3 separate regions of the Homo sapiens genome follow, and all the other regions are linked to region 3. The links are chromatin contacts, found by Hi-C in ENCODE. All regions are on one chromosome and are shown on one strand. Each heading gives the region's core, a stretch centred on a gene start or an enhancer-like site at or near the end of the contact. The rest is flanking DNA. Distances are from core to core; before and after follow the strand shown. Region 1 holds the start of TAF5L (TATA-box binding protein associated factor 5 like). Region 2 holds the start of TRIM67 (tripartite motif containing 67). Region 3 holds the start of PGBD5 (piggyBac transposable element derived 5).

Region 1 (3,174 bases), core at 124-2,623, 800 kb after region 3:
ATGAATCAACAGATTTGTCGGGGTAAATCTACATACAAGATGCTTGACTCCAGAATTTTCTGGGGGAAATTCAGACAAAAGCAAGCAAAAGATGGACTGCACACACAGAAGATGGACTATATGTATTCCAGCTATGATCAAACATCACTTCCACAAAGGTGAGTGTTCAGGAATTCAACAAGGCCAAAATCAGTGATTACATTACTTGTGGAAAGAGTCATTCATACATGGTTTCAAATTGAAAGAGGAAAAGATACATAAGCAATATCCGGAGAAAGTAATATGTCTCCAAGTGAAAAAGAAAACCCCAAAGGAATACAGTTATTTCAGCTGCAACAGTAACCTTCCACTAACACTTTTATTCAGTCGTGTATAAATTTACAACGCACATACACTTCAAAAAAGACTCTACAAGAGATACTTGCACAAGGAAAAGACTAAAAATAGAAAACAAAAAACCATGAAATCTCGGGGGTAGCAAACATACCAAACACCTACAGTTACTATTAAACTGGGTAAACTTGGCTTTGAGTTTCCTAAAAGTTATAGTAAAAAGGAACGTTAAGACGTTTTCATTTTAGAAATTAAGTTATCCTTCACTCTACTGCAGAGAACAAGAACGTCAAGTGCTGTCAGTTTTCCTATTTTGTCAAAATGTCCAAAACGAATTCAACGATGCCTGACTTTCTAAGTTCAATACCATAGAACCGCCATCGCGACAGCTACAAAGTGCATAACAGGTGTTTGCTGAACTGGCTACAAAGACAACCGAGATGCTCTCCCCGGCTCCGCCAGAGTTCGGCTCTCCGGGCCTCCAACCGCCCTTACCGGGCAATGCGAAGTCCAGGGCGGACAGCACAGCCCTGCCAGCACTCCCTGCCCAGCAGAAAGAGACCAAGCAACAAGAACCAGGGGAGAGCAGCTAGGAGCCAGGAGGGAGTTCGCCTTCGCGAATGGAGCGTGCCGAAGCCGCTCCAGCCCAGAGTCTGCTGGCGGCACCGGAACTGGGCAGGGTTGGGGGGCCCCCCATCTGGGCCCGGCCTTAGGTAGGGGGATCTCCTCTGGACCAGCCCCGGGTGGGGGGACTCACCTCGGGACCTGGCTGCCCGCAGGGGCTGACCGCAGGTGGGGGACTCACCTCGGGATCCGGCCCGGTAGGGGGCTCAGCTCGAGACAGCTCCGGGTAGACAGGGGAGGACGGCGGCAGCGGCGGCGGCTGCTGTCCCGGTGCGGCGGAGGCCGCTGTACGGGTCCCGCGTCCCCACCACGTGGGACCGGTACCCGCGCTCCTTCCGCCGGACGCCGGCGGCGCAGCGGGGAGGGGCTGCACGCACGCCAGGCGTCGCCAGCCGAGCGCCGAGGCGCCTCGCCCATTGGCGGAGACGGTTGCGCGTTGGAGGCCCGAGCGGCCCAGCCCGCGGCCCGCTCCGTGTCAGTCAGTCATGGAGCGGCCGCCCAGAGCGGCGGCGGGGGCGGCGGGGCGCGGGGCGCGGGGGCCCAGCTGAGCCGGCCGTCGGAGTGAGACCCTGCGGCAGAGACGACGGAGGCGGAAGCAACCCGATCCCGGAGGCGGCGGCGGCGGGGGGAGCCGGAGCCGCCTGGGATGTTCAGTGAGTGCCGGGAGCACGGGCGGGGAGGGCCGGGAGGGTCGCGAGGCGCGCGCGCGCGCGGGCGGGCGGGGGCCGGGGCGGTGGGGCCTCGGCGGGGCGCGCCTTGGCTCCCGCCGGCGGGCGGTGGGGGTGGGGCGCGGGAGGCGGGGCTGGGGGGCGGCGGGCGGCTCTGCGCGGGCGCGACGGCCGCGCCTCCGCCCTCGGCCTCCCGAGTCCCGGGCTGCGGCCGGCGGCGTGGCCTGCAGTCGGCGGCTACACCTGGACTGGCGTCGCGTTCCTGCGCAGGGGTGGGTCCTGCGGGTTGGATGCCGGGCTCGGGGAGGAGGTGGCGGGCGCCCGCGGGGAAGGTATCCCAGTGCCCGACAGCCAAGCAGGGAGCACGGCTCCACAGCTCCTTTGCATGTAGGGGAAAAGGAAATGTCTTTGCGGCGAAGTCGGGATTCAACTTTGCACATGGTGATCGTGCGTGGGTGGGTGTGGAGTCGATCTCCGCGTGTGACACGGGGGAGCCAGAGTTAGACTAGCTGCTGCAGGAGAGTGCTTACCTGCAAGGGTGTCTCTCGGGGCTCGTTGCCTCATGACAGCAAGGTAAGGTTGGTGCGCCCATGGTGTGGGACGGGTTCACCACCTCCAGCTCGCGAAGCTGCCAGGCTTTTGAAAATGTATTCGATAAGGCGTTGGTCCGAAGTGAGTGGATGGTTAGAAACAGTGGTGTCATTTTAGACTTAGCGGAAGTGGAGTGCAGGAACGCTACATGCAGTTCTCCCATCAGTTGTGAAAGTCGTTGTAATGCGGATCTCGCAGTCTTTGTGGTTCTGGGATCAGAAGGTAAGTGCCAGTCCCATGCAGTGTCTGTCTTAAATTACTGTACCTAAACTGACCTTGCAGATTGGAATCTCGGAATGGTGACTCCTGCTAACAAGCAGTTGGGAGCTGTGCTGAGAGGAACATTAAGTGCGGAGCGTGTCTTATATCAGGCGATTCAAGTGTGCCAACACCTGAGTTGGGGATGTAGGGGAGGACACGGAGGCTGTGCCCCAGTTCCTGGTCACAGCTCTACTTGGAAGGGGGAGTAGGAAAGGGAGTTTTGTGCTTAATAGGTTAAATGCATCTGGCCACATCTTTAAACTTTGGAACAGCATAATGTAGTGGATAGAGCTTGGTGACAGTAGACCTAGGATGGAAACCATGTAGCCATCTGCATAACCTCTCTGAACTGTAGTTTCCTCATCTATAAAATGCGATGATAAGGAATAACTTAAACGTGGATTTTTTTTTATCTTTAAGAGACAGGGTGCCTCTATGTTGCCCAGGCCTGGGCTCAAGCAGTCCTCCCGCCTCAGCCTCCCAAAAAACGACCTTTTTAAAGGTACCCAGAAAAAGAATGATGTGTATGAAAATAGCTAAATGTTAGCTATTATCGTTTCCTTTTTGGCAAAATACCTTCTAGGTTCCCTGTAGTCCTAAGTTTTTGCGTTAAATGGAATATATGCTAATTTTTTAATGAATCGTAAATTCTTCCTGCCTTAAAAATCAGCGCTAAGCTAGAAAATTAAAAGGTGGG
Region 2 (2,912 bases), core at 219-2,718, 740 kb before region 3:
CGATGGCCTCGAGCAGCCGGTTGCGCTGGAAGCCGCGCAGGCCGCGGTGGTCCAGGGATGCGCTGCGGTGGCACTGCGGGCACGTGATGGAGCTCGAAGACGAGGACAGCGAGGAGCAGGCGGCACCCCGAGCCGCCGCAGCCGAGGAGCCGGGTGGTGCGGGCACCATGGGCAGCACGCGAACCCCGTTGGGGGACTTGAGGCTCGGGGTGTAGGACCCGTAGCCGCTGTCTGTCTCGCTGTACAAGCTGAGCTTGTCCGCGTGGTCTCCGCCACCTCCCGCACCGCCGCCGAGGCCGCCAGCTGCACTCCCGCCTGCACCGCCGCAGGCCGGGCCAGCCGCAGCGTCGTGCTCCAGAGAGGCAGCGGCGGCGGCGCCCGCCTGCAGCCCCGATCCCCGGGAAAGCAGGAGCGGCTGGGGCAGGTGCTGCTCACCGTCCGGGGTCTGCACCGCGATGGTGCGAGCGCAAGGCAGGCAGACATTGTGGGAACAGGGCAGGATGATAGGCTCCCGAAACAGAGAGCCGCACACGGGACACTTCAGCTCTTCCTCCATCGCGGCGCCGGCTGCCAGCGCTGCTCTGCGCTGGGGATGAATGGCCGGAGCTCGGGAGACTGGCGGAGGAGGACCAGCGCGGTGCGCCCCGGTGAGACGACGGGCGGGGGCATCACACGGGCATGCCCACTTCACAGCCGAGGGGCACGCCCCTCTCTCTGTCCTGTAGCCACCGCCCTAAGATGATTGAGGGGCGAGAGAAGGGAGGGGGTCCTCACCTCCTGCCCGAGGGTCCCGCACCAGCGGCTTCAACCTGCGGCCAGATTCCGGAGCCGGTCGGCTGCCCTCGCGGTGGCCTGCGAGGAGCTTTAGGTGATGAATCAGCACCAGCGCCGCCGCCGGCTGCAGCGCGCGCCTCCTCTCCACCCCAGGACCAGCGGCCGGGCTGCTGTGCGCTCGCTGCTTCAGCCCCTGGCTCCGGTGGGCGGCTACCCCGAGGCCCCCCTTCTGCCCCGGCCCAACTCCTTATCGGGGTGATAGCGAGGTGAGACAGGCAGGTGCGAAGGCCGCTCAGCCGTGGGGCTGGGATCAGCACCACGAGGCGGCGGACAGCGCCCGGGAGCCGAAGGTGGGGCTCCAGCTGCCTGCTCGCCGACCCCTGGGCCGCCACCCGCCGGGTCGCTGGGGCCGCGGCCACCTCGGCGGGACCCGACCGGCCCGGAGACAGCCGCTCACCCTACTCCTGGGCGGCTGTGGACGCCGGCTGACTGCGCCCTGGGGCTTTCTCCCTGCGGCCGGGATTGACCCGCTTCCCTGGTTCCCAGCTGCTGCTCCTGCGGCGCCTCTGACCTTGGGCCGCGCGACGCTGCAGCCGGCGGGCGGAGGGCGAGCGTCCGGCTGGCTCGGGAATCCCCTCCCCGCCTCCCTCCCGCCGCTGCCGCTGCCTCCCCGCGCGGCGCGCCGAGGAGTTGTAATTTCCAGAGCAGAGAGTAATGGGGAGGAGGGGGGAGGAGGCTTCAGCTCAGCGAATAAGGGCTCGCCTCTTGCTGCTAGGGAATCAAGGGGCAATTTTAAGGGTTTTGCAGGGAGGATCATTGTTAATAACAATCCATTATTTGGATGGAGATTGTATCTTGAATCAGTACAACGACCTGCCCCGCCCCGCCCCTGCCATCGTCTCCCTGGGCCACTCCAGTTCCACACCCCACCCCCAACCCACCGCCATAGAAGGGTGAAAACGGGATCCTAAAAAGCCAGTCGTTTAGAAATGGATAGGCAACATGGCCTGACAGTCGCTTCCTAAAACTACGATAAAGCAAAAAAATCCAAGTCCCAAAATGTCGGGCAGCCTGAAGTCCAAGGGTGAGGTTTTATTTATGAATTGAACCACAAGCCATTTTGTCTCTTCCTTTCAACCAAGGGTGCTCATCCGCGCTCCAGGTCAACTGTGTGCACGGACTGAGAGAGGACACGCGGTGCCGCTCACAAAATGGGGTTTCCTGAGAAAGGCGAGAGCGCGCCCGGGTAGACCCCTGGGAACCCAGCGCCCCCAGACCCAGCCCTACCCCGCTGCGGATGTGGCGGTGTGCGGCGGACGGGAAGGCGGCAAGCGGAGACGTTCCTTTTATGAATGGGAAAATCTCCACATTCTCCAACGCCAGCCACGAGCTGCGGGAACAGCCTCCCACCCGCGGCCCCGGCTGTTTGGTCTGCTCGGCTGTTCTTCCCCGCTGCTGCCGAGGGAAGGCTGGGTGGGGGAGGCAGAGGTGGGTGGGGACGAGCAGAAGAAAGTGCTGGCAGCGCAGCCGGCTCTGCCTACAGAAGTTTCACGCTGGCATGAAACAGATACAAATTAGGAAATCGTTTATTTAACAACGATATGAATATTGAAGTCATGCCTCCCTCCGTCCCAGGTTCTCCCGTGCTCCAAACAAAGACTAAAGACCGGAGTCGTAGCGCCAGGCGCGGGCCCAGGCTTCTGCTAGTCCCCGGGTGAGGAGGCGCAGGCTGGCGGGGTCAGGCAGGGGGAAGCTGCAGCCTGCGCCCAGGGCTTGGGGCTCTGTGCCTAGGGGACAGGAACCCCTGCAGGGGGACCCTTGGGGAGGCGCTTGGCGACGCGCTCCTGGCCGCAGCACGAAGGCCCAGAGCCTTGGAAGTCAGGACGCCCCGGGACCACTGGCCCCACTCAGCAGCTCGCTTAGGCTTTCCCTCGCTCGGATCCTGAAATGCCAAATGAATATTGTCATAATACTCATGTCTGAGAACTAAACGAGCTAGTTGCAAATACAGACGGCGTTTCCTACTTTCTGTTTTTGTTGTGGGGGCGGCGGTTGGAGTCTCTCTGGGTCGCCCAGGCTGGAGTGCAGTGGCGTGATCATAGCTCACTACAGCCTCGAACTCCTGGACTCAAGCAATC
Region 3 (3,138 bases), core at 315-2,814:
TAATTGCAGAATTTGAACTTGAGCTATGGAGTCTTACTCTTCTTCTTGCATCTTCAACCTATGCTTTACTATCACCCTTTTTGATAAGTCAGATTACCTGTACTCTCTTCAACAACTTTCAGCTGGTTAGCACAGTATATAGGTATGTTGGAAACCAGATATTTTCCGTGGCATAATTCTTCCAAGAGAGTAAAAATGCTTTGCAAGCACTTCCTCATTTTTCAGCCAATCCACATAGCAAGGAAAGTTCCATGAATCTTTTCCTTTTTATATATTGTCTGTTAGTGATGATCATGAACCTATGCCTGTGCAGAGCCCCTGATGTGGAAGGAGGAACCACAGGGGCTGGGGAGGGGAGGGCATGAGTGAAGGTTCCTGCTCGACACTAGAAGTGACCCCACTTGGCGGCAAAATGGTCCTTCATCCTTTATGCATTCGTAGAAATCGCAACATGCCTTTCTGTTTCATGTAACTACAATTTAGTTAATGCTCAGTAGGATTTGTAAGCCCTTCACATCTCTGAGGATTTATTTTATTTCAGAGTGAAAGTGACTTTATGGCCCATTTACCATTAGTGTGACTTATTGCATTATTCGAAGGAGGAGGAGGGGAGCAAGAAGACAAGGCAGTCTCCGTTACGCGTATCGCCATCAACAGGATGACCACCACACATTCCTGCCCAAGGAAGAGGGGCGGATGCAACCTTTCTGTGCTATTGTTTATGAGAGCACTGAAGCCTGGGTGATCATGCAATATTTCAGTACATGAGTGTTTCAAGTGTGTGTGTGAAGGAGATATTAAAATAGAGGTGTGAGAGTAATTAGTATTTGGAAGTAATGGATATTTTGAGTTCAAAAGATGCCACACGTCAACGATGATGAGGAATGACTAGCTACTTAACTCCAGTGCTGGCACCCTTAAATTACAGGGATACTGAAGCGAGACGGAGTTAGCATCTGACCAGCGACCAACAGTGGACCGGCGAGGCGGGCTCCTAATTAGAGCGAGATTCCCAGAAGCTGGACAGCCCCTGTATTTATGGGAGCATGCGGCGCAGCTGGCAGTGACCCCCAGGAAACCTCGGCAGCAGCCGCCGCCGCGGGTGTGGTGACCTCGGGCCCGCCGCCTACCTGGAGCGTTTCGGCGGCGCCTGGTTCAGAACCACCGGGGCGGACAGCTCCCTGGAGCTGCACGCGGACTGCGGAAGGGGACAGTGAGCGGGATCGGCCCGCACTCCGTCCGCGGGCCCGGACCGCTGGAAGCACCCGGGTCCCCCTCCCCTCCTGTTCCCCGGTCCCGCCCTCCCCCTCCCGCGCTGCGCGTGGCGGTCCCGGGCTGCGCGTCCCTGTAGGAGGAGACCGGCACTGCCGCCGGCGGCCCTCCCCCTAACCGCCAGCCCCGGCCGCGCGCCCCGCCCCGCCCCGCGGAGGAGGGTGGGGGCGTTCCCCGCGCCGGGCCCGCCCAGCTCCCCCGCGGCTGTCCGGGCCGGGCTCCCCATTGGCCGGCGGGCGGGAGGTGAGGGGCGGCAGGGCCCGCCTCTGGCGGCTCGCGCCCGGGAAGGTCGGCAGCCGAGCGCCGGAGGCCGTGGAGAGGGCGGGCAGGGAGGCGGCGGGCGCCGAGGAGACGCAGCGGCGGCGGTGGTGGCGGTGGTGGCGGCGGTGGCGGCGGCGGCGCCTGGTCTCGGCCGCAGCCTCTGCGTCCCGCCCGCTCTGGGTCGCCCCTGCCAGCCCCGCGCGCGGCTCGCCTCCCGCCGCGGCCCGCAGCCTGCGGCGCCCGAGCTCCGAGGGCGCTTCCCCGGGCGCTGGGCCCGAGGCGGCCAAGACGGCGGGCCGGCCGGGCACGGGGCGGCGGGCGCTGTGCTGCGGGCTGCGCTGGTGGGGGGCGGCGGGCCGCGGCGCGGGCCCAGGGCCCGGCGTGTGCGGCTGGGAGGCACTGTGGGGGCGGGCGCGCGGGCGGCGGCCGGGGCCATGGCCGAGGGCGGCGGGGGCGCGCGGAGGAGGGCGCCGGCGCTGCTCGAGGCTGCCCGCGCGCGCTACGAGAGCCTGCACATCTCGGACGACGTGTTCGGCGAGTCCGGCCCGGACAGCGGCGGGAACCCCTTCTACAGCACCTCGGCCGCCTCGCGCTCCTCCTCGGCCGCCTCCTCGGACGACGAGCGCGAGCCCCCGGGACCCCCAGGGGCCGCCCCGCCACCGCCCCGCGCCCCGGACGCACAGGAGCCGGAGGAGGACGAGGCCGGCGCGGGCTGGAGCGCAGCGCTGCGGGACCGCCCGCCCCCGCGCTTCGAGGATACCGGCGGTAAGGGGCTGCCCGCGGGTGGATGTCGGGGGCGGCGCTGGAACCGGGCGCGGGGGAGGCGTGGGTGCTGGGGCGGGCGAGTCCAGACTCTCCGTGGGCTGGCTTGTGGGTGTCTCTCCGGAAACAAATGAGGCTGCAGGAGCGGTGATCGGTCTGACTGCTCCTGGGGGCTCCGAACCCGTGGGTGGAGAGGGTAAGGCGGAGGCCGTGGCCAGCACTTTTCCAGTGACAATGTCGTCGGGGACCTTTTCCTTCACTTCCTGGGAGCACCCCAGCCCCTGCATGGGAAGTCTGTCACACCTGTGGGTCGGACTTTTAGGGGTGGATTGAAGTTAGGCTTTCCTAGTTGAGGGGGCTTTTCTGAAAGCCCGGCGTGGCTGGTGGAGGCAGGGGGAGTCGTTTTTTCACTGACAGCCCAAGAGCAAGCCTTACAGCAGGTGACGCGGGCGAGGCAGGTAGGAGTTGGCCCAGTGAGAGTTGAGAGAGAGGCCACCCGCGGCGTCTTGACTTGGCTTAGTTTTCTCCTTAATCTGAGAAACTTTCCCTGTCCGCGCCATTCCAGATCTCTTGTTAAGAATGGGGAGGAGTGAAGGAAGGGACCGATTGGGCAGCGTTAAGGTGCTTGCTTTTCCGCCAGAAGGTACTTTCAGGTGTGTCCTGCTTACCACTGTGGCCACAGACAAGCCCCGAATACCTGGAGAAGGTGGCTAGGGTGCTGGCAGCTGCGGCTGCCCCACTCCTCTTCACTGTCTGTTTTTGTGGGAGTTGGCTGTTGAAATATCACCACTTCCTCTGCAGAAGCTCCGCAGCCTCTGCCTTCTTTGAAAGCTGCAGACCAGC

Evidence for each region. Hi-C counts contacts between places; a loop is a spot of excess contacts on that map. Pooled maps may share reads with other maps.
Region 1: a pooled map shows a loop between it and region 3 (13-fold over the local background). The contact joins the promoter of TAF5L here to the promoter of PGBD5 in region 3. A Hi-C loop is called at or near these places in 8 of 50 pooled maps.
Region 2: a map of naive thymus-derived CD4-positive, alpha-beta T cell shows a loop between it and region 3 (5-fold over the local background). The contact joins the promoter of TRIM67 here to the promoter of PGBD5 in region 3. A Hi-C loop is called at or near these places in 1 of 168 maps with a recorded cell type or tissue (naive thymus-derived CD4-positive, alpha-beta T cell), 2 of 37 single-sample maps with no recorded cell type and 9 of 50 pooled maps.

What each region holds. Positions count from the first base shown.
Region 1 is chr1:229,624,321-229,627,494 of GRCh38, reverse strand. TAF5L (TATA-box binding protein associated factor 5 like) reads left to right here and starts at 1,373. Exons shown (of 5, transcript NM_014409.4): 1 at 1,373-1,610. URB2 (URB2 ribosome biogenesis homolog) reads right to left here and starts at 1,248. Exons shown (of 10, transcript NM_014777.4): 1 at 1,139-1,248. RefSeq lists enhancers at 675-754, 2,415-2,464 and silencers at 945-1,644, 1,735-1,924.
Region 2 is chr1:231,160,614-231,163,525 of GRCh38, reverse strand. TRIM67 (tripartite motif containing 67) reads right to left here and starts at 1,468. Exons shown (of 10, transcript NM_001004342.5): 1 at 1-1,468. The coding sequence starts at 556. RefSeq lists an enhancer at 568-1,202 and a silencer at 1,111-1,426.
Region 3 is chr1:230,424,758-230,427,895 of GRCh38, reverse strand. PGBD5 (piggyBac transposable element derived 5) reads left to right here and starts at 1,564. Exons shown (of 7, transcript NM_001258311.2): 1 at 1,564-2,298. The coding sequence starts at 1,968. RefSeq lists enhancers at 395-941, 942-1,489 and a silencer at 1,298-1,617.